2 separate regions of the Homo sapiens genome follow, and region 2 is linked to region 1. The links are chromatin loops, found by intact Hi-C in ENCODE. Cell type or tissue: Calu3. All regions are shown on one strand. Each heading gives the region's core, and the rest is flanking DNA. Links, peaks and the distances in the headings are about the cores only.

What was found. A loop is a pair of places that touch in the nucleus more often than their neighbours do. Peaks named below come from ENCODE experiments on the same cell type or tissue, not always from the same donor. Only the 100,000 strongest peaks of a DNase experiment are listed, where the experiment ranks them.
Region 2: it touches region 1 in a loop (2.1-fold over the local background); 2 of 110 quality-filtered maps call a loop at or near these places.

Annotation. Positions count from the first base shown.
Region 1 is chr4:110,800,899-110,817,369 of GRCh38, reverse strand. No RefSeq gene overlaps it. Among named protein-coding and RNA genes, the nearest start is that of MIR297, 52 kb to the left of the region's middle. In Calu3, for the core only: no CTCF peak of the experiment used is centred there; a DNase peak (open chromatin) is centred at 8,629.
Region 2 is chr4:110,946,822-110,963,292 of GRCh38, reverse strand. No RefSeq gene overlaps it. Among named protein-coding and RNA genes, the nearest start is that of MIR297, 94 kb to the right of the region's middle. In Calu3, for the core only: no CTCF peak of the experiment used is centred there; no DNase peak of the experiment used is centred there.

The DNA of each region.
Region 1 (16,471 bases), core at 7,650-10,149:
TATAACAATAAGAATTAAGTGTGTTTCCTCCCATTTAGCATATGTGGTCTTCAAACATAGACATCAAAAGAAAACCTACTCAAAAAGAAGCTGAATATCCATTATGAAATGATAGTGTTATGACATGAAGTTAAAGAACATTAGCTTTTACACTTCCATGTACTTCAGTATAATTCTGTATTAATTATGTAGATGAAAGCAAATAGACTTCATATGTTGAGTTTTGTTTTGAATAGTAATATTTTTTAAAAGCTCTAAAATAAAATGTCAAGACTATTGTTTCTATTTTGTTCCCATCCTTTTATGTCTGGAGTTTTTATTTCTTCTTTAAACATTGGGTAATGTGAACCTCACCATAGGCTTTTATTTAAAGTTTTGAAAAACTCTGGATTCTTTCTTTATCAGCAAATAAAGATAAGAGTAGCATGCTAAAAATGCCAATTTTGCTTCTTGTCCTGAAAGGTGATAATGTGCTTTCCAAAGCAAATTTTCTTTCTAAATCCAAAGACCCAGTAATATCACCTTAATAATCTTTTCATCTTGAATAGCACGGTTCTTTGAAAATATTAATTACTGAGCCATTCACGATATCATTTTGAAATTATGTTATACTACTTGTAACACCTTAGCAAATTCAAAATGTTGTACAAAGAGAAATCAATATTATTAGAGGGCTGTTGACCAAGAAGATTTTTCAGAAATGCCACCGTTCTAAGCATAAGTGTGTACAATAAGCTTGAACATTAATTAGGTACTGAAAACAACCAGCTTTTCATGGGTGGAGAAACATGTCATTAGTCATAGGTCCTATGAGTGGAAAAATTTTAAGATACTTGAATCATGATCTTTAAAAATAAATGCAGCTATCTATAATAAGTTCTTCATTCTAATCAGTTTTTTTCTATGCTTAATTGATACTATCTTGCAGCAAATAACTATGTAATGAAAAGAGATGGTTAAAAATGAGTTGCATGCTTATTTTAAAACCCAATCATTTTTATTGATGTAATAGGGATAACAAATCTGAAAGCATAAACGTTATATTGTAAATAATATAAGGTTTTTGACTTTTCATTTATGCTTCAGAATCCTAAACACATTGTCTTACTTATTTGTAATCCATCAACCCAGGTGACAAATAGTCTTCTATATTTACCCACCCAGAATATACAAGAAGCATACTGTATTAGCAGCTGAAACTACAAACGCTACTGTCAATCAAACAGTCTGGCAGAGTACCATATTTCTTGTCACCAAGAGGCTTAAAGCAAAGAATCTGTGCCTAATTCTTTTAAACCTTATAGGTCAAAAGGTTTTAAAATTATTTTTGACACCATTTCTTTGCTTTGTCAACAGGCCTGAGTACTTTTTCGCTTGTAAAGGATATAAAAAATGACTCATTCTAACATCGCAAATTTATGGGTTTAAGACATCACTTTTCACGGTAACATAATTCTTCAGGCAGATTAGATGATTGCTATGCCTCAAAAATATTTTGATCTGCTTTTGAAAACTGTGTCCCAAAAGCTTGGCTACACAGTACCTAGAACTGGGCCAAATGGCCAATGGGCACTTGGAGGTGTTTTGGGCTATGATAATGGATATGGTCCTAGGGTAAAGGGTCTTTACTCAATTGAGCTGATTACAACTTCTAGGAACATTATCAATTCCCCGTGGCCTACACTGGATCACAAAGAACACATTTTAACAGTTCTTTAAAATTAATTCCTCAAAGACCAAATCATATGAATGCACAGCTTTTGATAAAAATTCCCTCTATGTATAAGGAATATTTCAGTACACATGTTTTCCCCTTGAGTTTTTGTTCCTCTCTTACTTGTTTCATATTCAAGCTACTTCAGTGTACATCCCGACATTTCTAACCCCTGTCCCAACTTTCTTCACACCTCAAATATCTCTTCTCAATCCTATGAGCTAGACAATATCAGCTGACTCTCTCCCACTCAGGTACACTTCTCTCTATTTGATTCTTGACACTTTTGCTGAGGTTATTTTTCTGCTCATCAATCGCTTTTGCTTGCATTAGCTCATGAAAACATATCATTGTGTTTTTATACGCCACTCCCAGGAAGCAAATCTACCCTTTGCCTTCCTTATTTAATCTTCTTACTCTAATAATAATAAGCCATCTTCATGACCACATACCTTACACCTAACATACTCTTTCTCTGCAAACTTAATGACTTCACTCCCTTCTTAAAAATCTCTGTCTCCATGAAGTCTTTCTAGACAACTGAAAGGCATTGACAAGCTCCTCCTGGCCTCACCCTGACTAAACATGAAACACTTTTCACAGACTCTCAGTTACCACCCAATAGTGATACACCAGGCTACTGTGTAGGTTTTTATTATTTCTTTTATTTTCTCACTATGTGCTTATGCTGTCGGGTGTATACCTTTTATGTCAGTCTGTGTGGATGTGGTTGGTGAGCAACTATAGAGTTCTAGAAGTTATAAGTGAGGCAGCAATGCATCACATGCAATGGCCACACAGTTAACATTTTCATGATGATGTTGACAAGCATTTAGAACTATAAGTTTTCTCCAAATTCCACACTGACTTGATGTGTATTATTCCCCCTTGTTTCCATTTATTAGGAGGCCCAGAGGTACCTACCATCTAGTCAGTAAAGAGGAAATGATTCAGAAAAGAGTGATTATAATATTCCCTCATTTATATACACATAAGAAAGAGAAGCATATATATATATATATATAACTACACAATAATTAAAATAAATATGTAATTGTACAATAAAAGTCAACCAAAAACAACTACATAAGTATATAATTTCCAGAGAGGAGGAAACATCTTTTAGATGTCTTCAAATACACTCTCTCTCAGCCCAAACTCTCAACACTTAGAAAAACAATCACTATTATAGTAATGATTGCTTAACTATGGATTTTTTAATGCTATCTTCAATAAAAATTGAGCTAACTGAATCCATTGCATAAAAATTCCCCAACACTTTTATTTTTTTTTCCCAGAGGTAGCAGTGGTACATACTAAGCCATAGCTTAGGTTTATACTTACTGTGAATGTGTTATAAAGCTAAGGATTTTGTGGTTTTTAAAATTTACCATATTATATCCAAATGGCATTTTGCAAGCAACATGTGTATAAATTTGGGCTGTAATTGAAAATGTACATGAATAAGAAGTAATAAACATATTGTCCTGAAATGTTTTTCAATTAGGATAACTTTACACGTGCTTGATTTTTTTTCATATGAAAAGAATGTTACAATTACCAATATGATACTATGATGATGTGGGGTGTGGCTGTAAATCTCAGCTGAATTTGGTCAGTAAGCTATTTTTAATAATTTTGTTTCTACAATTTTATTTGTACAGCCTAAAATCTTAAATAATTTTTGTTTTCTTAGCCTTTGTCTCCCTATTTACTTTCCTAAATATGGTTTTTTTTAAGGGAAAAAAAAACACCCTATGCCAGAAAATCTTAAAGTAAGCTCCCTTCTTAAATCCATAGTAAAATCTACGGCTTCCACATTTGCAAATAGTTTTATAATAGACCCTTCTATCACATTACTTGGAACTAAACAAAACTGGGATTTTAGCAGAGAAGGCCTGTAGATATTTTATACGTAGAAACATAAGGCCATTGTCTTATAAAATTAACCTGCTCTTAAGAAATTTCTTGAGTAACAATATTTCACATGTTATATACAGACATTTTAGTGACACGCATGTATGTACTAAAAAAGAGAAAAAAGATCTAAAGTTTAGAGTTAATCTGTAAATCTGTGGGAAGGCTTCCTGATTTCAGGGATATTTTATATCTCACAGATATAAAACAATGATGTTTTGATAGAGTTTTAGTGGTAACCTTTACAAGTCATATCTTGTGCTAAATTACACTTTAGAGAGAATAGTGTTATAATAAAGTTCTGATGTATCATTTCCCCTTTTACATGACACATATAAATTGTATTTTCCAAGTCAAGCCAATAGAAAGCTCATTGCTGGGTAAAGTTTGAGCTGTGTTTGAGCCATGGTGAACCAGCTTTTCCCACTCCTTTTCACCTTTCAGCTTTCAATTGCTCTGCTTTAGAAAAAAAAAAAAAGACAGGCAATAGAGATAAATTTGACTTTAATGACATTAAATATTAATATTAAATATTCAGGATTTCCTTTTGAAGATAATTATATAGTACTCATATATTTCACAATAATGTGACTAAGATGATTGCCTATCTGAAAAAATAAATGCCCATTATACCTTGTGCATAGAGGGAATTCAATAAATATGGAGTTTGTTAAAGGGAACTCAGCCGGCAACTGTGAAATCATAAGTTAATAAATAAAATACAATGATGATTTACCATAATCAAATTAGCCAGTAACATATATACATATTACAAGTCAGCTCTCATAAAAAGGCCTTTGCTACTTTTTCTGACACAACTGCATGATTCTTTTTATTCAGTGTACATTTATGTGATAAACTCTCATTAGAGTCTAAAAAGTTTGATATTCCCCTTATAAAACATACAGAAGGAGAGCTCGTTAAAGTAATGGATTTATTTAACAACTGTTTTTTTCTTCAACTTTATTTTATGTTATTGTCATCTAGCTGTAGGCTGATCCAAGTCAAATAAAAAAGTTTCTTCTGAGAACCAGAAATGGCAGCTCTGACTGTCATGGAGTATAGAGGTATAGTTGCTATATACATTCTTTACTGGATAGACTATCCCTTAACCTACAGCTGATGAAATACTATGTGCAGTGAGATTCAGTTCCCTTTCCATAGATTACACTGTGTTGATTCTGTTTTGCTTTTGGTCAAATGCCAGAGCAATACATTTAGCAACAAGAAAGCGGTGCCGCTAATTAAAACAACATATTCCATCCCAACATATGCAAAAGAAAATAAATATTTAAATAGACATGGATTTGATAAAGACTGTCATGATTAAAATTATACAAAACAAAATGATAGCCTAAGTATAGTGAGTTCTCTCCCCCAAACCTTCCATCTTAACTGGATTGCAGAAGTATTCAAATCAAAGAACATTTAAAGATAGATAGGATAGTAAATCTAAAATTAAAAAGAAACACAATTAATAGAGAGAAATTCATATTATGAAATATTTGTTTCAAAATAAGGTTCGCTGATTTTTTTAAGTTTTTCCATAAAATTTTGAAGAAGTATGAATTTTTTAATTACATTAAATAATGTACTTACCTATTTAGACCACACATTTCTAAATTCCTGTATTAATTTATTCAACATATATTTACTGAGCACCAGCTAGGTGCAGGGCACTGTGCCAGGTGATAGGATTAAAAGGATGAAAAATACAGATATATCCCATTACCTTAATAGTTCAGTGAAGTTAATAGTGCAATGAGGGGAACAGAAAGAAAACAAATAAATAGATACAAAAGACAATACCAAGTATGGTTGAAGAAATAAACTGAGTTTGAGATAAACTAAAAAACTTTAGACAGAGTGGTAGGAGAAGTTCCTCTAAAGAAGAGACATCAAAGCTGAGACCTGAAGGATGAGAAGGAAATGGCCACACAAAAGAGAGAAGACCAAGGGGCAGTCAGAGAGACTACCAGATGCAGAGGTCATGAGCAAGAAGCGTTTAGAGAGGTCTAGGGACTGGAAGAACATCAGTGGGATCAATCTGGGAGGAATAACCTCAGTGGGGCTAGAGAAGGAAAAGAAGTTGGATTATAAACTCTGGAAGGAATTATGACCAGAAGAATGGATGCTGTTAAGATCTATTATAGAGGTAGAATCAACAGGACAGGACTGTACTGTTAAAACTTAAGATATCTTGGGCAGTGAGACCCAGAAATGTTAAACACATTGGACAAAGTTACCCATTTAATGGCAGTGACAGCACTAAATCTCAGGTATCCCAAATCATAAATCTAAAGTCCTTATAGTACAGCAACTGTTATAGTGTGTCACATCATGTCCCACATTTACAGTGTATGTCTTGCAATATCATCTCTGAGAATTTATTCAAAATATATTTATGAATATGTGTATATGTAAGTATATTAATTGAGTATAAAGTTATAATCTTTGGAAATCACAAGCTTTTTCCCAAAAACTCAGTGAGAATAGGTATTTTCTTAGTGTCTCCTGGTCACAGTTAATGTTTGATAATACAGTTGTACATCTCATGTTTCTCAACAAGGCCTCTGTGGTGAGACTGGAGGTTACCCTCCAAAAACCCCTTCTCCTCTTCATCTAGGACACATGGCTGTGCAGTTAGAGTACCTACAATTCTCAGTCTCTCTCCATTGAAGAGCAGCCATGAACTAGGTCCCCACCAGTGGAACTGAAGGGAAGTGGTCTTTGCCACTTCTGGGACTGGCCTATAAGCTTCCCTCCTAGCATCAAGCTTGCCATTTTCACTTTCTTATTCCTCCTTCCACGAGCCTGAACACAGACATGGTGGTGACCCAGCATAGACCATGCAGATGATGACAGTTCCCTAGGGTATGTCAGAAAAATGACTTTGAGCAAAACTGAGTCCTTAAATGTACATAAAGAACATGGTTTCCCTGTCATGTTGGAACTCTAATGTGAAAAAGAAATAAAATTCCTTATTTTTAAGCCACAGTCTTTTTTTTTCTTTTAATTACACTTTAAGTTCTAGGGTACATGTGCACAACATGCAGGTTTGTTACATATGTATACATGCACCATGTTGGTGTGCTGCACCCATTAACTCGTCATTTAACATTAGGTATATCTCCTAATGTATCCCTCCCCCTCCCCCGACTCCATGACAGGCCCTGGTGTGTGATGTTCCCCTTCCCATGTCCAAGTGTTCTCATTGTTCAATTCCCACCTATGAGTGAGAATATGCAGTGTTTGGTTTTTAGTCCTTGCAATAGTATGCTGAGAATGATGGTTTCCAGCTTCATCCATGTCCCTACAAAGGACATGAACTCATCCTTTTTATGGCTGCATAGTATTCCATGGTGTATATGTGCCATATTTTGTTAATCCAGTCTATCATTGATGGACATTTGGGTTGGTTCCAAGTCTTTGCTATTGTGAATAGTGCTGCAATAAACATACGTGTGCATGTGTCTTTATAGCAGCATGTTTTATAATCCTTTGGGTATATACCCAGTAATGGGATTTGTGGGTCAAATGGTATTTCTAGTTCTAGTTCCTTGAGGAATCGCCACACCAGCTTCCACAATGGTTGAACTAGTTTACAGTCCCACCAACAGTGTAAAAGTGTTCCTGTTTCTCCACATCCTCTCCAGCACCTGTTGTTTCCTGACTTTTTGATGATCGCCATTCTAACTGGTATGAGATGATATCTCATTGTGGTTTTGATTTGCATTTCTCTGATGGCCAGTGATGATGAGCATTTTTTCATGTGTCTTTTGGCTGTATAAATGTCTTCTTTTGAGAAGTGTCTGTTCATATCCTTCACCCACTTTTTGATGCGGTTGTTTTTTTCTTGTAAATTTGTTTGAATTCTTTGTAGATTCTGGATATTAGCCCTTTGTCAGATGAGTAGATTGCAAACATTTTCTCCCATTCTGTAGGTTGCCTGTTCACTCTGATGGTAGTTTCTTTTGCTGTGCAGAAGCTCTTTAGTTTAATTAGATCCCATTTGTCAATTTTGGCTTTTGTTGCCATTGCTTTTGGTGTTTTAGACACGAAGTCCTTGCCCATGCCTATGTCCTGAATGGTAATGCCTAGGTTTTCTTCTAGGGTTTTTATGGTTTTAGGTCTAACATTTAAGTCTTTAATCCATCTTGAATTAATTTTTGTATAAAGTGTAAGGAATGGATCCAGTTTCAGCTTTCTACATATGGCTAGCCAGTTTTTCCAGCACCATTTATTAAATAGGGAATCCTTTCCCTATTTCTTGTTCTTGTCAGGTTTGTCAAAGAGCAGATGGTTGTAGATGTGTGGTATTATTTCTGAGGGCTCTGTTCTGTTCCATTGGTCTATATCTCTGTTTTGGTACCAGCACCATGCTGTTTTGGTTACTGTAGCCTTGTAGTATAGTTTGAAGTCAGGTAGCGTGATGCCTCCAGCTTTGTTCTTTTAAGCCACACTCTTATAGGATCTCGATATTTCAGTGGCCTAGCTATATACTAAACAATAAAGACTCCAAAATCTCTACCTGTCTGTGCAATTATACTTCCCATGTTACGAATAATCTTGAACCTTAATAAGGGGAAATATAAAAGTCATAATGGAATAAATCACTGGCTTACCCACGTGGTATTTTCAGGATGTCTTGTTGGGAGTGAAGGTAATTCTGACACATTCATTCCCATTCCATCCCATGTGCACATACACAAGCACTGGGATCCATTGTAATACATGACTTTCCTAGAGGAAGTGGCAGCTCTCAAATAGAAGGCAAATAATCCCCCCTGTGATGGTCAGTCACTCTCAAGTCTGCAGGCACAACTGCAAAACATATTATTAAGGCAATGCCTGTGGGTTAAATCACTAAACTGCATGGGTAGGCTATGGGATATTCTGGGTGTAGGTGACTGTGAGGAAGACATAGACTAGTTTCAGTTCAGTACTGGAACCGTGACTCATGAGCACAAAGGTGGAATGAGTATCACAAATAATTACCCAGCCACATGGTGCCCAAGGTGAGCCAGTCACTGGTGCTATAACTGTGAATAGACTTCAGTCTCTCTGAGGTTGGCAAAAGTTCTACTATTCAAAAGTATGTCAACACGATAACTCAGAATCATTGGTTGTAGGTACCAACTGCCAGTTCAATCAATTGTGGGCAGGACAGTAGAGTCACATGACAACTTTTACCGTAGGTAACATTTACGGCTCTATTCCTCAGAAGGGTGATTTGGAAGTCAATGTTGAGTAATTCATCCACTATCCGATAGTGGTAGCAGTCATAGTACAGTCGTCATTACCATAGTAACAAACATTTTTTGAATACTTACCAAGTTCCAGGCACTATGCCAAATGCTTTATATATACTATCTAATTTAATCTTTATATAACCTTATTATCGTCCCCATTTTATAGCTAAAGAAACTGAAGTGTAGAGACATTAAGTGGGACAACAAATACCCAAACTCAGGCAGTATAATTTCAAAGCTTCATGCTCAATAATTGTATTGTATTATGATCTTTCTGTAGCTACAGTCCATCATATTCATATTTATGTTCCCAAAGCATCTAACCTATAGTTACCTGCATGCAACAAGTAACAAAAACACAACTGGGAGACCCATGTTTAATTAACTAAAACAATGCAGTTAGGGTTTCCATTGTCCATTCTTACTATTGCTGTAATTAAAAATAATTTGGAAGGAGTAAGTGTCAACATAATAAAGCTTTAGTGCAGCATCCTAGAGATATTTGCAGATTAACACCTTGTTTGCTAATTGTGTCAGTGCTCAACTTAAGTTGCAAAATATGAATGTAAAGAGTATGAGAGTCTTGCAGATGGGATTGTTAAAGCAAACATCTCCACATATGTTTTAGCTTCAGCTCATAGAAATAAGGCTTCTACTGTCTCTCCATATGGAAAATCATTGAAGAGAGCATTTTTGTCCCCTCTCTTGCTGGCCTGCTTTTCACTCCTATCTACTCCCAGAAAAATGAGTTCCTGATCCAATTGACAAGAGCTGGGTTCATTTGCTAATAATGGGCAGGGCTACTGTGCCTCAAAAGCAGGAACCAGGCTAGCACTGCCGTTTCTTTAACTTACTGGATTCAGGGGCAGTTCTTCGCTATTCTCTCACTCCCAGAGTTTAGACACTGGAGCCACCTTGTCCTTCACATCACTCTGAGGTAAGAAAATCTGTTTTTGTGGACTCACCTTTGTCTCTCTGCTCCACTTTGACAGAGATAGGATTTTAGCTTTCCAGCAACTGGCTCAATTTATGGATTCAGAGTTTGTCTTAAAGGCTGGAAAAGCTCTACAGGCAATCTGAAATGTGCGGATCCCAGGTCAAGAGAGGAAGTCCCTAATGTGGGATCCCAGGTTAAGACAGGAAGTCCCAAATCCAGCATTTGTAAGAGAGCACTGGATGGAGAGGTATAGCACACTTGAACATATACTCAAAAGAGCTGCTTTATATATATGTGTGTGTATATACATATTATATATAATATATAATACATATAATACATATGCATATAGTATATATAATACATATTATATATTATATATAATACATATTATATATAATATATAATACATATATATGTATATATATACATATAATATACAATACATATTATATAATATATAATACATATTATATATTATAATATATAACATATTATATATACATATTATATGTTATAATATGTAACATATTATATATACATATTATATATCTCATATAATATATAATATATATAATATACATAATTTTTCTGGTTATAGGAGTAGATAGGAGTGAAAAGTGGGCCAGCAAGAGAGGGGACAAATATGCTCTCTTCAATGATTTTCCATATGGAGAGACAGTAGAAGCCTTATTTCTATGAGCTGAAGCTGAAACATATGTGCAGATGTTTGCTTTAACAATCCCATCTGCAAGACTCTCATACTCTTTACATTCATATTTTGCAACTTAAGTTGAGCACTGACACAATTAGCAAACAAGGTGTTAATCTGCAAATATCTCTAGGATGCTGCACTAAAGCTTTATTATGTTGACACTCCTTGCAAATTATTATCATGTATATAATATATATAATACATAATATATATAACATATAATATATATTATATATAATACATACGATATAACATATATATTATATTATATATAATACATACTATATAACATATAATATATATTATATTATATATAATATGTATATACACACACATGTACTTTTCTTTAAACGTCGATTCTATCAGTCAGATCCCTTAAGGGAGAGAAGTGCCACACAAAACCCACAACAACCTCTCTGATCATCAAGAAGTAAGACTTACAAAGTTTTTCAAACTTAAAACAGAAAAACTGCTGGAATCCATTGCCACATTAATTTAGGCCATTGTATCATCCTCAGAATAAATCCACACCTTACTGCTATGGTTGAGATTTCAATTACAAATAAGATACCTCCTTTAGGTAAATTAATATTGAAAATTTATCACAAATAAAAGAGATAAAAGAATAGAAGTAAACAAAATCAGTTCAATTCACAGGTCAAACATGTAAAAGTAGGAGACAGATAAAGGCAGACATGAAGATTTAATCTTCACATCAATCCCAACATTGCTTAATACAACAATACGGCAGGGAGAGGTGTTGTATGTGTTCTGTTGTTTTCAGAAAACACATATAAATCGAAAATGAAAATTCCAAAAGAACACTAGCTTCCATGCCACAGTATTTTTTAAGGTATTTTAGAAACTAGTTAGATTTTAAGTTTCAAGCTTTCAAATGTGCTTTGTGTACAGAAAATGTTTGATATATTTACTAAATATTGAAGAAATGAACATCTTATGGGCTTTGTTCTTACACTTAAAGCTGTGTTAAACAGTGCTGTGTGTATTTCTACACATATATAATAATTGACCTCTTTCCATATTTTGTTGCTATATAATATATATTCTGTGAATTGCACATTCTTGTGCTATGCCATATATGCATGTGTGTGTGTGTGTGTGTGTGTGTGTGTGTGTGTGTGTGTGTATATATGGGATTTTTTTGCCAAATTTTACCATTGCTTATGTGTACTATTCCTTACATTCCCACCAACACTGTATAAGAGTACAAATTGATAAATTGCCCCTCAAACTTACTAAGACAAAGAAGTTTTTAAAGCGACACATAAGAAATTTAATTAAATACAAATCTTAAATTCCTATATGTCAAAAGGTAAAAGAACAAAGTTAAAAGACATCCAAAAACTAAAAAAAGTTATCTTCAACATTTAAAGCAAAGATTAATATTTTACATTTCAGACAGATTATCCATATGAAAAACAGTCATAGCATAGGATTGTGAAATTCACAGACTATATATATACATATATATATACATATAGCAATAAACATATGAAAAGGTCAATTTCATCAATAGTTTAAAAAATACTTTTTAAAGCCATAATAATTTTATCGCTATTCAGAATGAAAAAAATTTAACAAGTCGATACAACCTATTGGTAAAGGGTATAAGAAAATTTAACTCCTATATACTATTCCTGGAAGTATAAATGGTAATTTTGTGTTTTAGAGTAATTTGCACTGTCTATAAAAGTTTTAAATATGTAATATTCTACAACTGAGCAACCCCACTTTCAAAAATTTATACCAAAGAAATAACATAGAGTAGGTACTTAAGAATGATCAGGACAGCATTGTTTTTAATAATAAAAAAAAAGGTGGGGAGGAAGAGCCACTTCAAGTTCCAATATGAGGAGGGGCTAAATAAATGAGACTATAACAATATAATGGAATATTATTTGGAAGCCGCAAATATAAATGCTTCAGATCACTAAGCAGATATGATAATAAAGAGTTGAGTGAAATTAATAGGAATCAGAAGGCCTGTCATCAAAAGGGATGCAAATTCCATTTTTTCAAACACATTAAATGGCTCAAACCAAGCAAAATTTATGTGTAGTCCCTTTCCCCAGCAGACCTCCAGACTGTGACATCTGAGGTAGAATTAGATAGAAAGATAGAATTAGATAGATAGAAAGCTAGCCATAGATATAAAGAAAAACGAAGTTAAATTACAGGACCAATGAATAGCAGAGTCAGTTGTTTGGTAGATATGTATACATAGGACTGCCTATAAACACATGAAAATTGAAAAACATAGGTTAACTGGGTTACCACTCTGTTGTAGAATTAGTGAAGCAGGGGCAGTGCCTAGGGATGGCTCTCACTTGTACATCTGTGTTGTTTCCTAAATTGTTTAATTCTAAGTAGTTTTTGCATTTTGGGTTTTTCAGCATTTTTCAAATAAATTTTTTAACAAAATAGAAAGAATACAGAAATTCACAGATATAATTTCAGGAAAAAGAATAGAATTGTATTTAGAGTACAGAGATAAAGCATATCTTCCTTCAATGTCATAAACTTCAGTTATTTTTAATTTGGGCCATATCTTTTATAATTAGTCAATCATTCAACCAAATTTTTTTTCCAAAGAAAAAATGTAATGAAAACTTAAATTAGCACAAATATTTAAATGCTGAATTTGCACCAAATAAAGACTTCAGGGAGAGAAAAAATAGTTTGGAAACTTTTGACAAGACTTTTCAATATTTGAGACATTTTAACTCAACTTATACCAAAACTAGCATATTTTCAATGACGTTACCAATTCACAGAATTGCATAAGTGTTGAAGAAAGTTATTTGAATATACCAAGGAAGGGCACAGTTGAGTTCTATTTCTGTTTACTCTGTATAGCTTTAACTTTGTGGTAGAAGATTACTTAAGTGAGCATTTTGGGTTGAAGAAAAAAACCTTGGCAGGGCATTTTAAGCTGAAAGCATTTGATTTTTTTATTTTTATTTTTTTACCATATTATAGTTTTTAGCATATCAAGGCTTGTGTTTAGAATTTGTTGTTACTAATTCTTACTAATTTTGTGTGTGTGTGTGTGTGCACGCACACTTCCTTTATTTGGCACATCATCATGCATTTTTACAGTCAGGTTGAATTTGAGGAAAGCACTACTATAAATATAGAAGGTTTTCTCAAGGATATAGAAGACAGGCTTGATTTTGTTCTTGCAGAAACTCTAGAATCTTCAGGCCCAAGCAATTTAAACCGTTTGTTAATTGATTACCTTCCAGCCCTAGATGATATACACTACGTATATCATCTATGGTCACTTAAACTGACTCCTAGAATCAAAAGCAGAACCAGCATCTCTTATGTGACAATATAGAGAACATAATGAGGTATTCTCCTAAAAGAGACATAAACCACTAAGTAGCAAGGAATACATGCCCTAAAATCTGTTATTAAATTAATTATTCTAAAAATTAAATGTTGAAAAATAAAACTTTATGGCTAATCATTTGTCTCCAGCTTTTTAGGGCAACTCTCATTCAGATTAAGTCCAAAGAGCTTTGTAAACAACAAGAAACATATGTGCATAGGAGCCCCAGACACCCTGAGATCCACCTCTGAGGTAGTCATTGAAGGACTCTTAAGTGCTGAAATAGTCTGGGCTCACACAGGACTCAGTAAGTGAAAGCTCATTTGCTGCTATCAACAAACAAATTAATAGTACAGAGTAATAATGCAAGAGAATTCTTGGTGCAGTTGTGCTGTTTAGAGATTCTCAAGCATACTCAAATGTGAAAAGGAATACATTTCTTTCTCCTCTGTAGCTCAGCCTCAGATTTTTGTTTCCAGGATTCCCCCAGGTGAAAGTAATCTCTCACCTCTAGAATTCCATTTCTGCACTTCCATTTCATCTCCCTTGTAGTACACAGTTTGTGTACTTTTTAAACATATATCAAATCACATGGCCGGGTGCAGTGGCTCACACCTGTAATCCCAGGACTTTGGGAGGCAGAGGCGGGCAGATCACTTGAGGTCAGGAGTTTGAGACCAGCCTGGCCAACACAGTGAAACCCCCGCCTCTACTAAAAATTCAAAAATTATCCAGGGTGTGGTGTTGCATGCCTGTAATCCCAGCTACTCGGGAGGCTGAGGCAGGAGAATCTCTTGAACCTGGGAGGCCAACGTTGCAGTGAGCTGAGATTGCACCACTGCACAGGGCAACAGAGTAAGTGAGACTCTGTCTCAAAAAAAACAAACAAAAAAAACCCCACAATACTCTTCTATTCAAAACCCTGCCATGGTTTCCCCATCCTGTGCAAGGAAAAAGCCATGGTCCCTAGTTGGCTCTCTGACTTCATCTGAACTAACCTCCTCCCTCTGCCCCACCTTCTTCATGTTTCTCCAGTCACTCAGACCCCTGGCTATTCCTCAAACACCCCCAGCTTTTGCTCTTACTCTCTGGAGAATTTACTAAGAGAGCTACAAAGAAATAAAGTTATGTGTTTTAAGAAGAAGTGCCCTCATATGAATAGAATTTGGAACATTTAGTGCCACCTCTGCTTGTTCGAACAGAGGCAGCCAAATCTATTTGACATTTTCTCTCTATGTACGTTGCAGAAAAGTCTAATAATTCTCAAAAAACTGTGTTGATTCAGTAATACATCCTAATTAGTATAGCAGACATTGCTTTAATTCGTAAATCTAGTCATTTGGCAACAAATCCATTTTTTACAACTTTTAAAATTTCATTATTAATTGTGAATTAATTAATTACATATCACATAACATTTACCATCTTGATTATTTTAAATATACAGTTCAGGAGCACTAAGTACATTCACATTGCTGTGTAACTACCACCACCATCCATCTCCAGAACATCTTTCATCTTTCCAGATAGAAACTTCAGACCCATAAAACAGTAATTCCCATTCCCTCCTCACTCTAGCCCCTGGCAACCATCATTTTACTTTCTGTCTTTGTAAATTTGTCTATTCTAGTTCCTCATATAAATGGAATCCTACAGTATTTGTCCTTTGTGACTGGCTTATTTCACTTAGCATAATGTCCTCAAGGATTATCCATGCTGATGATGTGTCAGAATTCCCTCCTTTGAAAGACTGGATAATAGTTTGTTGTATGTATAGACCACATTTTGTTTATCCACTCACCAGTCAGTGGACACTTGGGTTGCCTCCACATTTTGGCTGGATATGAATAAGACTTCAGGAAGGGAAAAGTTAATAGCTTGGAAAGTTTTGACAAGACGTTTCAATATTTAAGAAATTTTAACTCAAGTTTTCCACCAAAACTAGCATATTTTAAGACTATGAGCATGGGTATATAAATATCTCTTCAATTATGTGGGATACATATGCAGAGGTAGAATTGCTAGATAATTATGATTATGGTAATCCTATTTTTAATTTTTGAGAAACTATCGTGCTGTTTTCCACAGAAGCTGGCATGTTACTTTCTTACCAACAGTGCACAAGGGTTCCAATTTCTCTACATCTTTGCCAACACTTGTTACATTCTGGCTTTTTTAATAGCAGCCATCCTAATTGGTGTGAGGTAGTGGTAACAAATCAATTTTTATAGCACAAAAAGTTTGCAAATTGATCATCTTTGCCATTACCTAAATACCCCAGCTGACCATGTCTCTGCAGAAAGCAGAACAAAATTCGTGTTTTGCAAAGATTAGATATTTTAGCACTTAGCTGAATGTTCCATTTCCTCACATGTAAAGCAGCATAACTATTTTTTAAATTAATAGGAAAACCATCTAGAGTAAAATGCTAAGGACAAGTAAAAGGGAAGTGGAAAGGATGATGAAAAAATAAACTTAGACATCTTTAGGTGGCTTGAGACTGATGAAAACCTTAATTAAAATTCTAAAGCTCCAAACATTTTGGATTTTTTTGATGGGGAAAGGATGAAAATTTAGTAAT
Region 2 (16,471 bases), core at 6,793-9,292, 150 kb before region 1:
ATAATGTTATTTGGGAGAAATAAAGTAGAAAGTTTCTTCCTTTGGTCTTTTACATACAAAATGGCATTAAATTTTAAAATACATAATAGAGATGTTTATATTAATACATATGTATACGTTTCTATGTTTGTTTAACATAGGATTTAAAAGATAGATAAAAGAATTTACCTGGAAAAAGAGGAGCATGAAAAATACTCACCAACTCTAATACATAGTAACAAAAATGTTGTACTAGGATAATACAAACTGCTGCCATGGCTATTTAAAGACAATAAAATCCTATTTTACAAATTTCAGCTGCTAATAACCAGCATTCTTTCTAACTGCTTAAATACTGCAGTAAGACTTATAATGCCACTGTGAAATCATAAGCTAGTATTTCAAAGGTGTTGTATCTGTTACAAATTTAATCTTCACTGCTTTGTCACAACTGATTTCATCCCAGCAGCTTGGAGATGCAGCATAACAACATTCTTGTTGTCCTAGACAACCTGAACCAAACTGTTAAATACCTGCCTGATGCCCATGAATGACTATAATATCGCCTATGGAATCTCCCAACAACCACCCTCAAAATGTGCAATTAGTCTGTTCCAGTTAATAGGAGGAAAAATGTATGCTTTACGACGTTCACAAATTGTAGGCATTTTAATGGCAGAGACAGAAATTCTGTGCTATATTTCATAAATGGCACAGTATTGTGTTCATTGTATTAAAAATATTCTGCTTTTAATACTTTATATTAGGACATTTCACAACTGTGTAAAGTAAGTTAACATAGGTTTGAATCTAAAGTAATTTTCTTCCCACATGAGGAAATATACTATTTCATTAACTATAATGGATATTAGAAGTCCGTTTGGTTTTTACATACCAAACATTTTTGTCTTTGAAATATGTTTCTGAAAAAACAGCTGTAAAGCAAATGTTTTTGCTTCCTCCCAGGTATACAGTGACACACCGTTTGCGGTAGAAGCGAGGTGAAATGATCTGAACAACTGAAAGAATTTGTGTTCATGAAGTTGCTCAGACAAGGAGCTGATGGAGCAGGGCATTGAAATCTCCTTGCATATTGGAGTTTAATTATAAAGCATTAGGTTAAATTTAACTCCTCAGAATCATTATGAAAATTTGTAACTCTCTGGGACAATTTTAGATCCATCAACTGGCACATAAATTTAGCACTCATACACTATATGTAGAAGTGTGTAAATATGCAAGCAGCCACCCCCACCCCATAACAATGCTGTGTTATTATTCCACAAGACAACACTTTTGAATCTGAAATCTTTTAAAATTACTAATCTGTTGCTCTTCTCATGGAACATCTTAACTACTTCATTTGAATGTACTATTTAAATAATACTAGGAAGTAGTTCTCAATGAATATTTAATTACTGAGTACTATGGTTTAAATCTTCCAACCAAGAAAAATAATGCATAGAAAATTATATTTATTATATATCTCAAAAACTGTTGAAAATTCTGAAGTTCTAGCAAAGATCACTATTCTTTATGAAATACACATCATCATTACAATGTCTGTGTTAGACATAGTATGAATATGATCTGTATGTCTTCAGTGAATTCAATAACTTAGAAGATGTCACAATGTAACTTCCAAAAAAATGAGAACACAATTTTGTTTATACGAAGACCTGGCATAAAATAAAATATGAATGAATCATTTTTAACACAAGATACAAAAACTCAGTTTGCAGGCAAATTAAGCAAAAACAAAATGTGCTTATTGTAAATATCCTATCCTTATTAGGAAACAATTACATTGTTTTCAGTAGATTTTTAATTCCTCTTGATGTGCCACTTAAAATGATTTGATTCCAAACTACTAGTGATGCAAGTTTAAACACATCCTTTAACTAGCATGGTAGTGACATATATTAAGTTGCCCATATGCAATTCACACTTGTGACTTTTCTCTGCCATTCATGAATTATGCAATTATCCCTAACTCATGGAAATGAAAGTGCATTAACTGCCCACTGTCATGTATTGTCTCTTTCTATGTCCTTGCGCACATATTTCCACGGCTCATTATTCATGGATGCATCTATGCAAGTGTAAATGTACACACATAATATGGAAATAGTCACACATGGATAAATAGCAACCAGACACTTGTTTGTAAAGATCTATGTACTTCATTCCAAACAACAAAATTTAATGAGGAACACCTCTATCCTTGTTATGGATGCCGCAAGGTAAACAAAACGGATGCCATTGTTATAAAGTAATAGAGGGATTTTCTCACACAGGAAGGAATGAAGTTGTTGGTGTACAAACCTGAAACAGCACCCTTTCATCTCTGACAACTGTTTTTCTAGCTTTTTCCCCCATTAAGAAATATGCTTTTCAGCACTGATTGAAATCTCACTGGAACACTATTCAAAAAATACTGACTGTACCTTGTGTTCCTAATCCTTATCTTTTCTCCATGAATGTTAAGATAGACTTGTAATGATGGCATTTCATTCCTAGAGAAAACAATTGTTTAAAATAAAGAGTTTTGGGGAAATTAAAATATTGCGTTTTCTCCATTGAATGTTATGGTCATGTAGGTGATTCCAAATTTTGAATTGAGCATCGAAACAATTTGCTCCTGACGTGATGTATTCCTCAGGAAAGTTCTCTGATTTTAGTCTAATAAGCACTAGTGAGCACACACGTGCAATGATCTGTGATAAGGGCAATCATGAGGATTCCTTCTGATTTACATTATTTCTAACATAAACAGATTGCCTCGATTGAGGTAATTATTTCTAACTAAATAGAATGAATTTTATCAGATATTCAGGTTGTAATTTGCATATAATAAAGTTTTTTAAAATGTTGCCTCAGGCAATAAAAGCAATATTTATTGACTTAAACAAAAGTAAAATATTTTTTCCACAGCACAGATTTTTTATTGCAGATAGTAAAAATTTCATGTTCAGAATTTCTTAAAAATGTTATTTCAGCAAGATAGCCCATTCAGTGTAAACCATATCTACATAAAATTAATTGGAACATGCTTTTTTTGAAAAACAATTATTTCATAATCATCTAAGTACTTTATTAAATATTATTTAAAATTAAAACTGAAATCATATAGATTCATAAAGAGATTTCAGTGGTATCTTTATTATATATTAAGAAAATGAAATACTTGATGTCAATATTTTGCTGAAAAATGCAGCTTTTCTTCATGATTATACATGCTTCTCTTTTTAATTATTTGATTCTTTTCCTAAGCAAATTTAAAATCAACCATCTTTGTTATACCTAGATAGTTAGACAAACCTTAAATCATTCTCACTAAATATTGTTAAATATTTTGTTAGTTAAGTTATATTTCAAATTCTGCTGCATTTCTCAAGTTACAAATAAATTTCATGATTCTCACATTTTATAGATATTGATAATATGTAAGAAATCTACTCATTTTAATTAGACACAGTGTGACTGAAAAGCTAAAAAGAAAAATGCTGGTAAGTAAAAGATCAATTTCAAAATCGGAAAGACAATAAAATAAACAGGTGGAAATATTCCCCATTTTAAGTTGCAGTATGTAGGAAATGCTTTTCTTTTTAGGAGAAACTTTTTAACAGGTCCTATTACTGCTAAAGTACAACAGAAATCAAATGTGTTAATCTCTAACACACTATATTTTTTATGTATGTAAGTTGTGATTCACAGAAATACTTTTGCCAAGGCAATAAAAATACCCAAGAATAATTTAGGATAAACACAAGTTTTCATTACTTTTCAGTAATTTCACTGACATCATAGATAATGTGTGACCAGTAGAAGGCACTGTTACAATAAATATATACATACAGCTGCTCATTTACAAACTGGTTGGACATTCTGATTAGAGTTTTACCAACTTTTTACAGCACAAATATTCTTTTCATGTAGACATTAAGTTATAAATTTGTCCTGTAAATGTGAAGAAAAAACTCATTGTGTAACTCTTTCTTGTGTAATTTTCAGTTGGATTTCAGCCCATTTACAATTTTATTACCCTCATTTTTAATTTAATTCATAAAAAAATTATGTGGTCACACTTACCACCCTTAGCACTGCATTTAAGGAATGTTGCTCTCTTGAGAAAGAACTCAGACTGTTGCAGGATTAGACATAGATTCATGTAGACCTTGCTTCAAAACAAGCTTCTGATTTCATTCTTTTTAACCTTTAGAGGTTTGATCATAATTTGCTAGAGCATGCAGGCATGGTCTTTTAATGGAACTGCTTGGATGTATAAAAACACCTCTAATTAAATCTCTGTGAAACATACCACTAACAATGTTGTTTAGTTTGTGTTCGTATACAAAAGCTCTTGAATACCTCTCCAAGTTTACAAAATCCACGTTAAAGGAGCCAGCATTGCAAAAAAATGTTACGGCATATGTTTGGATTTTTGTATTTCAGAGTCCTGACTACTTTATCTGAATTACAGATTTAGAGCTTTGTTATGTGTGATAGTTATGATAATATGATCACTAAAGGCACAGAGACAGGGAGACTCAAATCCCTTTGAAAATCCCTTTCTCTATTTCCTACAGCTGCTGCAGGAGTTTAATATCTGATAGAATGATGAAAAAGAACAGGCCGAACTCCAGTTTTAATAAAAATTTTAACAGGTCTACATATAGTTATGAAAAATGTTATTTGCAATGCCGATTTTTAATAAAATTTTCTTAAACCAAAGAAAAAATCCTCAAGGGGAACCTGATATGAATGTGTTTTTCATATGTACTATTTAAGGCTCTTTAAAGGTTATGAAAGTGATTGATAAAATAAGTTCTATTCTATACAACACAAACCTAAACGTACTTGCACTTTTGCATTTTAATCAAATAAATAAGCAAAGCTTTCATTTTGTGTGTTGGATCAGAAACAAATATTATCATATTGTGTAGTCAATTTTTATTCTTAGCAAGAAAAATTCATATTATTAAATGATGGCATTTTTAAACAAGTCAAAGCACTGCTAACACACACATTAAAGTAGTCTATCATCTATGAATGTATGATACTAAGAAATAATACATTCTCATGAAATTGGAATTGTGCTTCTTGTGTTTTTTGAATTTAAGAAATCATATGAAGTTTGAAGACTTTTTCTTCACAAGAGAAAATAAACACATTAGGTATGACAAAATGAAATTTAATTTAACCCAAGAGCTTCATAACTTATAAAGAATCTCTCTATAAAGTAAAAACGTCCTAAATGAAGGGTCTCATATGCAGTGGCCTGTGTGGGTGCCCTGTACTGTAATTACCCATTCATCATGATAACACAGCCTGGAAAACAGTCATGAGATAACAAGGCCGGGTCCCCAAAGTATCTATGTTCACAAAAAATAGAAACAAAGTGTTTCTAGGAAATCAGAAAGACATTTTCATTTACCGATCTAATCTACAGCAACTACAAAATAGGAGCTCCTTGTAACTTCCAATATGCTAAACACAATCAAGGAGTTCAGTTTTAAGCCTTAAAATGTGTGAGTTGTTATTATTTCCATTAAAACCATTGCATTCTAGTAAAACACTGATTTTCTAGCAACACTGACCTTGTCATTGTTTCTGAAACATTTTGAATATCATAGAAAGACTTTTTAACACAATATGCCATGTGTAATATATTAACATTTTCTTTAAAAACTTGATAGACTTTTTGAATTTAAAACTAGCTATACTAACAGAAGACAGCCACTATATTCTTTACAGAGGAGCATGCAAACTGTAACCATAAAGCACAGTCTTTATTTTATCCCTAAATAAATATTCACTTTCGAAAACATTAAATTTATTATGCACTGAAATAAGGAAAGGAAAGCATTACCAATCTTATTATAATACTAAGAATTCCAAGGCTAGAATAATAAGCAATATTCTAAACCTTTGGCCCTCTTGTACATTTTACAACAGGAAATTGACAGTTGTGGATTCGTGTCTTATTCATAATCCTACCATTTAACCATTTTTAAAAAACAACTTTTACAGTTCTAGAACCAAAATTATTGATGTATTTTGTTTACTTGATATTTTTCTGTATTTTTAGTTAAAAGACATATTTTTGAATGGGGCAAAATGGGGGGCAGGTGATCTTAATCAGGGGATTTGAGAAAAACTGGTGGACTCAAGGTAACAAGAATGAAAGAAAGAATAATTCATTGCTGGGACCATTTTCCCCCTTGATTTCTGTATTGCGATTACAGCAGATTACCTCCAACCAAATATGATTTATCAGATACTTGTAGACACCCTTGATAAATTACACAACTAGGAGTGCAAGTTTCTGATATCATATCTGAAATGTAAACACTTGCTTATAAAACCTATGATGCACAAAAAAAGATGAGACAAAACCAAACATCACTAAAATAATGCTTCAGCTTTAAGTATATCTTAAATTTCCTACATAAAGTATTTTCATGCTATTTTAAGAAAGACAATTGGATGTTTAATAAGAGCATTTGCTTTCAAATTGTAAACCAAACTACAATATGCTAGTTTAAACATGCTTTGACCAATTTCACTTTTTAAGATATTACAAGGCTCTAAAAAATAAAAACTGGAGATTTTAGTTTTTCCAGGAAATTTCCACAAACTATACAAATGTCCATATAAAATACGAAGTCATCTCATTTTAAGATATATATTCAAGCTTTTAATGGAAGCTCTCGTAAAAAAACTTAAATCTTACAGCCCCATGTGGCCATGTCAAACGACATGGATTTTCTGTGCATCAAAATAGACATTTTTTGTGTCTATTTTAGGCATTTCTGTGCTCTAAAATAGATATTTTTATTCAAATAAAATGAGACATTGTTAGATATTAGTTAACATAACTTATTTTACTCTCATAGAGCAAGAAACTATATTCTATAAGCAAGTTTCTTCCCCCCAAAATCAAATACACATAAATAAAATTAACTTTGATCAGAAGCCATATAAAATTACATGCTTTTATTTACTAATAAGTAATTTAATATTTTAAGAAATTCTGAATTTTTTCCTCCAAGTTTTACTACAGAGTGCTGCCAGGTTATTTGAGATTTCAGATATACACAGCCCCTGAACAAAACTGTCTATATATAGGTGAAGAAATAAGAGGTGGTCTCTTTTCTTCACAGATACTGTACATAGTAATTTTAATCCATGTTTTCATCTACATATTTCAAAGGGTTTAAGAATGCAGCATTTTGGGGGGGAAAATTATAACAACCTGAAAAGTTTAGGTTTCTATTTTTATTATTGAGGAAGTAGATGATATATTAAATATTATCTAAAATTATCTCTCTGCTTGACTTTCATGTTTCCATAGAAACCACTTGAGGTATTTCAAAGCCACAGTAACTCTAAACACTGGTCTTTATAAAAGCTTTTGTAAGCCTGACTGATGATTATTTTCCCCTCTAAAATTTAATGGTGGGATAAATCACACTGAATACATATATTTAGGTTTCCGATATACAATATTTTTTAAAATAAGTGCATTTTTATAAATACAGAGACATGGAGAATAAGAAATTCTCAAATAATACTGACTTTATTTTACTAAGAAACAGAGTATTACCCATTTTTCTGTATCTTCAAAACAAATTATCATGAGTTATAAGAGTTGCTATAGATTACTGCATATTAAGCAGATTCTAGCTTTGAATTTCTTTATTGGCCTTGATATTTATGGTCCTAACTGAGGATTCCATTTAGCCATTAATTACATATTTCTTGCTTAAGACCAGGAGTACCTGAGAGATCAATTTTTAAAAATTTCATATTCTAAAATAATATCACCAGACAGCCTCTTTTTAAGAAAGTTAGATAACTTGAAAAACAGATAAATTAGAATGTGATTATTCATATCACAAAAGAATTCACAGATGGTTTCATGGAAATAGGGAGTTCCCTATTTAAGTGTTTGTTGACAGATCATTAACTACTTGACAAAGAAGCTATGGGGGCAGAAAAACTTAGAGCTCAAGTGCTGGGAGACACTGCCAATGGGAGATCAATCAGATATGAAGAAAATAAAGCATCCTTGGAACGACCACATGAATCAGAAAATATGACTTACTTTATATTCATGTGTGTATGTGTCTCTGTGTGTGTAAAGAAAGAGCATATATACTGTATATCTACATGTGTATATATAAAATGTGTACATACATATATACACACAGACACACACACCCCTACACACACCTAAAGAGTCAACTTTAACCTAGAATAAGACACTTAACAAGCTAGCTGGATTTCCTTTATTTTAGAAACTTAAAAATGGTTCATAGATGTTTAAGTGTATATTGTTTTAAAGCACGTCCACTGATAGAATATATGAAATGTCTACTTTCAAGCTTTGTAGTGGATCAATTATCACAAACTTAATTTTCTTGTATGAAGTAATTACATTCTTCTTACTATTACAAACTTACTAAATTCTTACTGTGTACAAGGCATTTTGCTAGACAATTCATTATACAGGCAAAATAGAATTTTAGGTTTTTTTCCAATGATGTTGTAACTGATATGTTTAGAGATTTGCTCTTAGAAAATGTTAAATTATAATGGATTATTTACAAAAATAACATCTTTGGGTTTTTTGTTGTTGTTGTTGTTGTTGTTCTTGTTTTTAAGATCATAGATCTGTGTTCCAAACCACTAAAGAGACATCCTTATCAATCAGGGTGGTTAGTGTAAATAAAAAAAAATAAAAAAAAATAAAGCTTGTAGAAAGCTTTGTCTTCAGTAAGTATTCCATCTTTTTTACATTTTTAAAGAAAAGAAAACAACACATGAGGTAAAGGGAATAAAGATGAAAACATACAAATTCATAATAAATATCCTCTTGGTTTATTGTCAAGACAAGCATTGCCTTTGATGCATTAACTGTTAACGACAATCTCTTGAGGATTGCTAAATGAAAATTAACATTTTACTGAAAAATGAATAGCAAATAAGTTTCCAACTTTAGATTCTCTAACATTTCTTTAATACAACAAAAACATATCGTAAGACGTGAGAATTTTTGCAGTGATTGATACCCATTCACATTATTTGGCTTTCTCAACTACCCTCAGTCTCCAACTCAATGCAATTCCAGAAGCTTGTATTGATGGCTTCCTGCCTGCCTAATAGTGGAACTAGGCAGTCGGGCAATAAAATGTGTACACAAACCGTGCTTTCCAAGAGTTTACCCACATTATCTCAGATTTTACCCTATAAAATGATTATTCATTCTTTAAAAAGTATCCTGATAAGAACCTTAAGAACCTTGTTAGATTTCTGAAATCAGTCCAAAAACTTTTAGTGCTTTATTTTTATAACAAACTTTGAACACAGCCCCAAGTTTTATATAGGGCCCCTAAACCATTCTAGATAAACTAGAATAAAGTGAACTTTTAATGCACCATTAATTTTAAAGTATTTTAAATCAATTTTCCACCCGCATTTTTGAAATAAATTTAAATTGCCAAAGCATTTTATTTAGAAGACAAAATCGTACAGGGCATAGAAGAGAGTTACCCCTTCTTTCAAGTGAGTTACGAAACTTAAAAAATTGCTTTGAAGTCTAAATTGTGACACTTCATTTGGATTTGGGGAGGAGGAGTTAAAGAATAAAGCAAAGTTGTGCAGAAAGGGGGAAAATGTAAAAGGGAGAAAAGAAAACAAGTTTCTTATTACAACTAAATCAAGGAGAGATGGATTTGGCAGTAACCACTGAGTTAAAGTATAATACACTAGAAAGACAATATAAGACAAACACATGTATTAAAGGTAGCACACTTCAAAGCCTGAAAACAATTCGTAACATTCTAAATCTTTCTTACCACTCTTTTGGAGTAGTTTCCTTTATTTCAATCCCACCCTATCTCAACATTCCATCACAATCCCAGCATTCCATACAAGTGTGTGTCACTAAATTCAAAAATAAGCACTACATATTTAAGAAATCACAAACTCTACAAATCATGTATAATATATGGCATCTTAAATGAAATTTTATTTTAGTTTCACAATAATAAAACAATTACATTTTAGGTACATAAATCAACTGTAGCCTTTAAATATATTTGTTTCTTAACCTAATACCTAGGCATACACATGTAGAGTATTGATACATCTTGATTATTTGGGAAGTGCTTGAATTTAGATGACAAATTTCATTTTAAAAAATGTTGACTGATGCATTAATAAGGATTTGCTTTTTTTGAAAGATGAGTAATTTGTCTGGTTATATTGCATGAGAAACACAGTTTAGTGCTCATTTTAAAGATGAGCAACTTATTAAGGGGCACAGACTATTTTGGTTTGTCTTGATTTCACTCTGTTTTAGTATAAATTTGCAAATGGCTGCTTTGTACAGTATATTATTCAAGAATGCTCACAATTAATATTAAAGATCCTGGGGTCCCCTGAGATCTTCATTTCTGGGAATCCTGAATTTCCTGAGGTGGGTTCATGTACATGAAAAAAATTCCCAGGACCTGCAAGTTTATAACTACATGCCCTTCTGCCAGAGACCGCAAAGCCTGGGTACTCTGGGTGTCAGCTCAAAACTACCAAAGTAATTTGATAGAGAGATTATTTATTCTTTGGCATTTTGACAAAGAAATCTTTTTAAATGAGCAGCTCTAAAGACATAAAGAATTTTATTTAATTTGATAACATCATGATTTTTCTACAAAATACTAGTCTCACATAATAACTGGTTCCCTTGTTAAATAAAAATATTTAAAAAGATATATTTACTGTTTACAAAACAAAATAATTTCCTGTAGTTTTAAATTATGTAATATATATGTCTGAAATTGAACTCATTGAAAGGTATAGAAACATTTTCAAGTAAATTTTAATACCTTAAAAAATAAACACGGCATTTTTAAAGTAAGAGTACTTATGTTTCAGAAAAACTATTTCCAACAGCCTTGAACTACCTCCTTCATTAAATTGTGCAAAATTAATCATGTCATTAAGTGTGCTTCTTTCTACATGTCTCTAGCTAAGAACCAACTTCAAAAAGTGGTAATGCAGCCTTTAATAAGAGAAGAAGGTATTTTAGTGGTCATTTTAGTACCAGTCGCTCTATGTCACATCAAAACTCTTGGATTTTGTTCCAAACCATTCTCTAACAGCAATATACGCTATGTTAAAGGTACATTAAAATTTGTGTGTATCTCTGGATTGGTGGCACAAGCAATAAGAAACTGATGCATCAGTGACAACTGAAATAAGCAATTATGATAGGTTTTTCTAGACAATACTTGACATTTTTATTCATAAAAATATGCCTTCTACTTGTCTATTTAGTACAAGCAATGCAAGGAAAATACATTTTACATAAGAAAAAATGGTGGTATTATTTATGTTTTAATCAATATATCAATCATCTGATGAATACTGATGTTTATTTTGAAGGAAACAAGAAGAGTATGACTATTTCAATTAAGAAACTTTTAGGGGGATGTTATTCCTAAATTAAATATAAAATTCCATCATACCAAAAATAATTACCATAAATATTTCTAATGCTTAGTAATAAATCACTAGTTTTTGACCCAGTGATGATGTATTTACTTTAAGAAGCAAAAGAAATATGTGGTAAACTAAGGGATTTGTAAAATATCATGATTTAATTCCTTCCTAAAAATATTACCTGTTTTGAAAACCAAACACCACATGTTCTCACTTGTAAGTGGGAGCTAAATGATGAGAACACATGGACACATAGAGGGGAATAACACACACTGTGACCTATCGGTGGGTAGAGGGTGGGAGGAGGGAGAGGATCAGGAAAAATCACTAATGGGTGCTAGGCTTAATACCTGCGTGATGAAATAATCTGTACAACGAACTTCCATGACACAAGTTTACCTGTGTAACAAAACTATACATGTACCCCTGAACTTAAAATAAGTTTTTTAAATTAACTTAATTTAAAAAGATAAAAATATATTACCAGTTTTTATTCCAAAATATTCAATATTTTAACTAAAATACTTCCATGGATATTTTGAATATTGAACTTTGGATCTTTCCTGGAAAAACATCTGCTATGCAATTTACATAACTATTCAGTATCTGGGAAAATTTGTTCTTAATTAACAGTCAAGACTCACTAATGTCAATTGGCTCAATATTTAAACAAATGTTGGCAGAATAATTTTAGATTTAAAAAATGGCTGGAATAGAAAGGTCTAGGTAATTTAACTGCTTCTAAATTACTGCAATTCTGCCTATAAACTTAAAATGTCTTACTTGGGAAGCGTTTTCAGAAAATGAGTTAGAGAAAAAATTGGTAAGTGAGCCAAGTGAGGATCAACTAGGAGAAACCACAATATTCAATGCAACCGAGCTTGGTTAGAATGCATCACATCTTTTTTTTTTTTTTTTTTCCCCCTGCATACAAGGATTTGGAAAGTGGTAACTACAACAAGCCCTGTAACACTATCTGTTAACAGGAGACAGAATCATTCCAATTGAAGCAGAATTAAAAGAGAGCTTTTAAAATGTAATTGACAGATAGATAGATGGATTAGATAGATGGATAGACAGATGATTGATCGATAGATAGCTGCATAGATAGATGGTAGGATAGCGATAAATGATAAATAGATATATGTTTAAAGTTCTCTAATATGTCAAGCCATTATGTTTTCCTCTTTCATTGCTTTTCTATTCTTTCTCTTCACACAGAACCATCTCCTCCTCCATCATGCCTTCTTTCCAAAAGTTTTGGTGGTAGGTGTAGAGAAGAAACTAGGCCAAGCAGAAATACAGGTCTCAAGCAATGGCCTACTATCTAACACTGGAAATGAAGGGAAGTGCTATCCGTATTTTTGTAAGGGATCTCGATGAGATCTAAGCCATGATTAAGGCTGAGTTTAATCTATCACAAATTGTTGGTTCACAGAATTTTTACTTTTTAGCTAGTTATTAGAGAATTCTCTCTAAACTCATTTGTTCCTTTACCGATCTCCACTCTAAGAGTAATATTACTGTGCTTGGGTTATAAATGTTTTATGAAAATAAACTTTTACAAAATATTCTGAAAATTAAAAGTTTCAGAAATGACTTTAACCCCAACTCTCATTTAATATAGGGAAAAACTTGAAATTGCTTATGTATTGATACAGTGATACTATGCACATTTGTCTAACCTTTAGTTCATTGACTTCTTTTGCAGACCTGCCAAGATTTTGAGAAAATAAATGCTATCATCACAGGATGGCCAGATGACGGACCTATACAAATTCACTTTATAGTATCAAATCCTTTTATCAAAATCATCACTATGATATGAAACTCAACATTGCCTTAGGGAAATAGCTTCAGGGACATGCTTACAATGAATATTCTTGAACATTTTATTCTAATGTTTAAGGAAGAACAGTAACAGAGAAGGCAAAACATCAGCAAGTCATAACATTTTGAGTTTTTCATCTTCAAATAAATGAACCAAGGAGGACTAAAAGACAAGTGGTAAATGACGATGCCAAGAGACTCTCCTAAGAAGTTTATGAGACACAAAATCTCTCAGCTTTACTTTGTTAAATACACAAACACTGGATTACTGTGAAGAAAAAAATGTGCTACAAGAAATTACAGTTAGCCTTACCAAATGGCGAAATATTTACACAAATCATATCCTCATTTTGTGTGTGTTTTTTGTAAGATGACGATTCTTTTGCCAATATTTTTTCTCAACATTTAAGATTAAGAAACACTTGGATTTACTAATGAATATTTGTCTACATAGAGACATGAAAAATGATTAAAATAGTAAAAAACTTACATTTTCTATCATGTAAAATTAAATTACTTGTACTTTAAAGATGAACACATCACCAAATATCTGTTGATTTTGAAAGAGTGACTCTATAATTTAGATATTAAGTATTAATTAAAACATTCTAGATTATATATTTTATATACATATGTTTAAATAATGGCACACTAAAATGAATATCAGGCATTCTTAAGGCAGAAGTCAACAAAAATTTTCAGAATATTTCTATTATGTATGTTATCTATCCCTCTATTTATATGAGACTATATTAGATATGCATGGCATGGAGGTATTTGGTGGGTGATGAGCTATCTCAATAGATATTCTTTGCCCTTGCTTCTCTACTCCTCCAAGGAAGCATTCTGGACTTACAAATGAGGATAAGTAGTGTTTCTTGGTATAGGGAAGACTTTGTATTAGAAATATGTTTTAGCAATAAGTTTCTGAAAATAGGTAATATATAGGATTAATAAAATGCTAAAGTAGAAAGGAAATTTATCATAGAGACTTATATAATGAATTCTAGAATCAAAATTTAGTGTGTTTATATATTTTAACCCTTTTAAGTTGCATAGCATCATAGCACTACATATTTGCAGGATTGGTTATTCCATTTATTTAGAGACACTATGAGTCAATGCCAACTTATCCCTTGAAATGAAACTATAGTAGCTTTCCTTTACCTGTAGTTTCTGTGATTTGTTACCTGTGGTCAGTCAGTTTGAAAATATTAAATGGAAAATTTCAGAAACAAATAATTCATAAGTTTACAATTACACATCATTCTGTTCCACTCTGTCCCCCTCAGGATGTGAATCCACCCTTTGTCTAGTGTATCCAAACTGTATATGCTACCTACCCATCAGTCACTTACTAACCAGCTCTATTATCAAATCTACTGTTGCAGTATCACAGTGCTTGTGACCAAATAACCCTTATTTTACTTAATAATGGCTTCAAAGTGCAAGAATACTGTGTCCAATTTACAAATTAAACTTCACCATAGGTATGTATATATAGGAAAAACATAGTACACATATGATTGTTTACTATATGTGATCTCAAATATCCACTAGGGGTTTTGGAATGTATCCCTTATGAATAAGGGGGACTACTATATATAAAAACCTCACCACCTTGGGTAGCCAAAAGGTTTTAGTCACAATTACCAATATGTACATTATAAATAGCAAACAATTTATTAAAAAAAACTTTCAAAAGCAATGTCCTCTATATTTTAGTAACAGTTGGGCTTAAGATTCATTCCAGAAATTTTTGAATTGAACGTCATATACAGCATTTTTTGTCATTGTAAAAGTATTTAATAAAATGTTTAAGCATGTATTACATATGCATAATTTTATGCACTGTTTCCTTCAGAAAAGGGATTCATGCTTTTTGTTGGTGTTATTACAAATTATTCTAATATAATCTTATTTTCTGATTCAAACCGTATATTATAGCAATGTTAAACTTACACTCCTCATGTTTGATAATAATCACCACTTATATACCACTTCTCATCTTCAAAGATCTTTATAAAAATTAATTAACGTCAGCCAATGACATTTCTTGGAAAGGAAATGATTTATTTAAATGGCATCTATATAAAAAATAGCCAATATATTTACATAACAAGTGCTATATATACCCTTTAAATCAAGCCCCAGAATCCTAGAAGTCATTCACTTTGAGTACACTACAAAGTAGAATTATTTATCTATTATAGCTTAAAGAGATATAGAGATCATCTACTTCAAACCTTCCCCCATATTTTCAAATGAAGAAAATGAGGGCCTAAAAGATAAATGACTGACCAAAGATGACACAATAAATTAGTGGCAACGCGAAACTGGTTTACTAATAATAAATTATTCCTAACATTTACTGAGCTCGAACAATGTGCTAGGAAATGTATCAAGTACTTGACCTGGATTACCATATATAATCCTTCACCCTATAATACTAGAATCATCTCAGTTATTATTTCCTAATATTTTTAATCAGTGAATTACTAAAGAATAAGGATAAAAACTGAAAAATTAAAGAAGTTATTTTCTTCAACAAGAACAGCAATCTAATAATGAGGAAACATTTAGCCATATTTATTTTAAATGTTACATTTGTGCCTATGTTTCTATACAATTACTTAACAAAAATCTATAATATTCAGTATAGCAGATAACATCCCAAGTGAAGGTATTTGTTATATATCTATAACCATGAAAATTATTTTTTAAATTATAATTTTCCATTTTCTTGCAATGAAGAATGTTTCTTTAAATAAGATCATAAAATCTATAGTAATGCCAAGTCTCTCCTAATTCTAACACTTAAAGATACTGATGAGGCAGTAGTCTTCAAATTGTTTTGAACTTTTTCCAGAGGCCTTTCAAACGTGAAGCAATATTTTTGTTTCTTGCTTATGACCATTTTGTTCTTGCAGGCAAAAAACAACAACAAAAAGTGGACTTTCTAATGATTTCAATTGTTTTCACTGAAAATAATTCTCTATTCCATAAACGTTTTCTTCTTTTAATCTGGACTACAGGTATTTCTTGTCATCAAAGTAGTCTTCACCAAAGGAAAACAATAGAAGTTTCCATTTTTACTGGTGCTAAAAATTCCTAAAGCCAAAGGATACTCTTATAGACAGATTTGCTGAGCTTT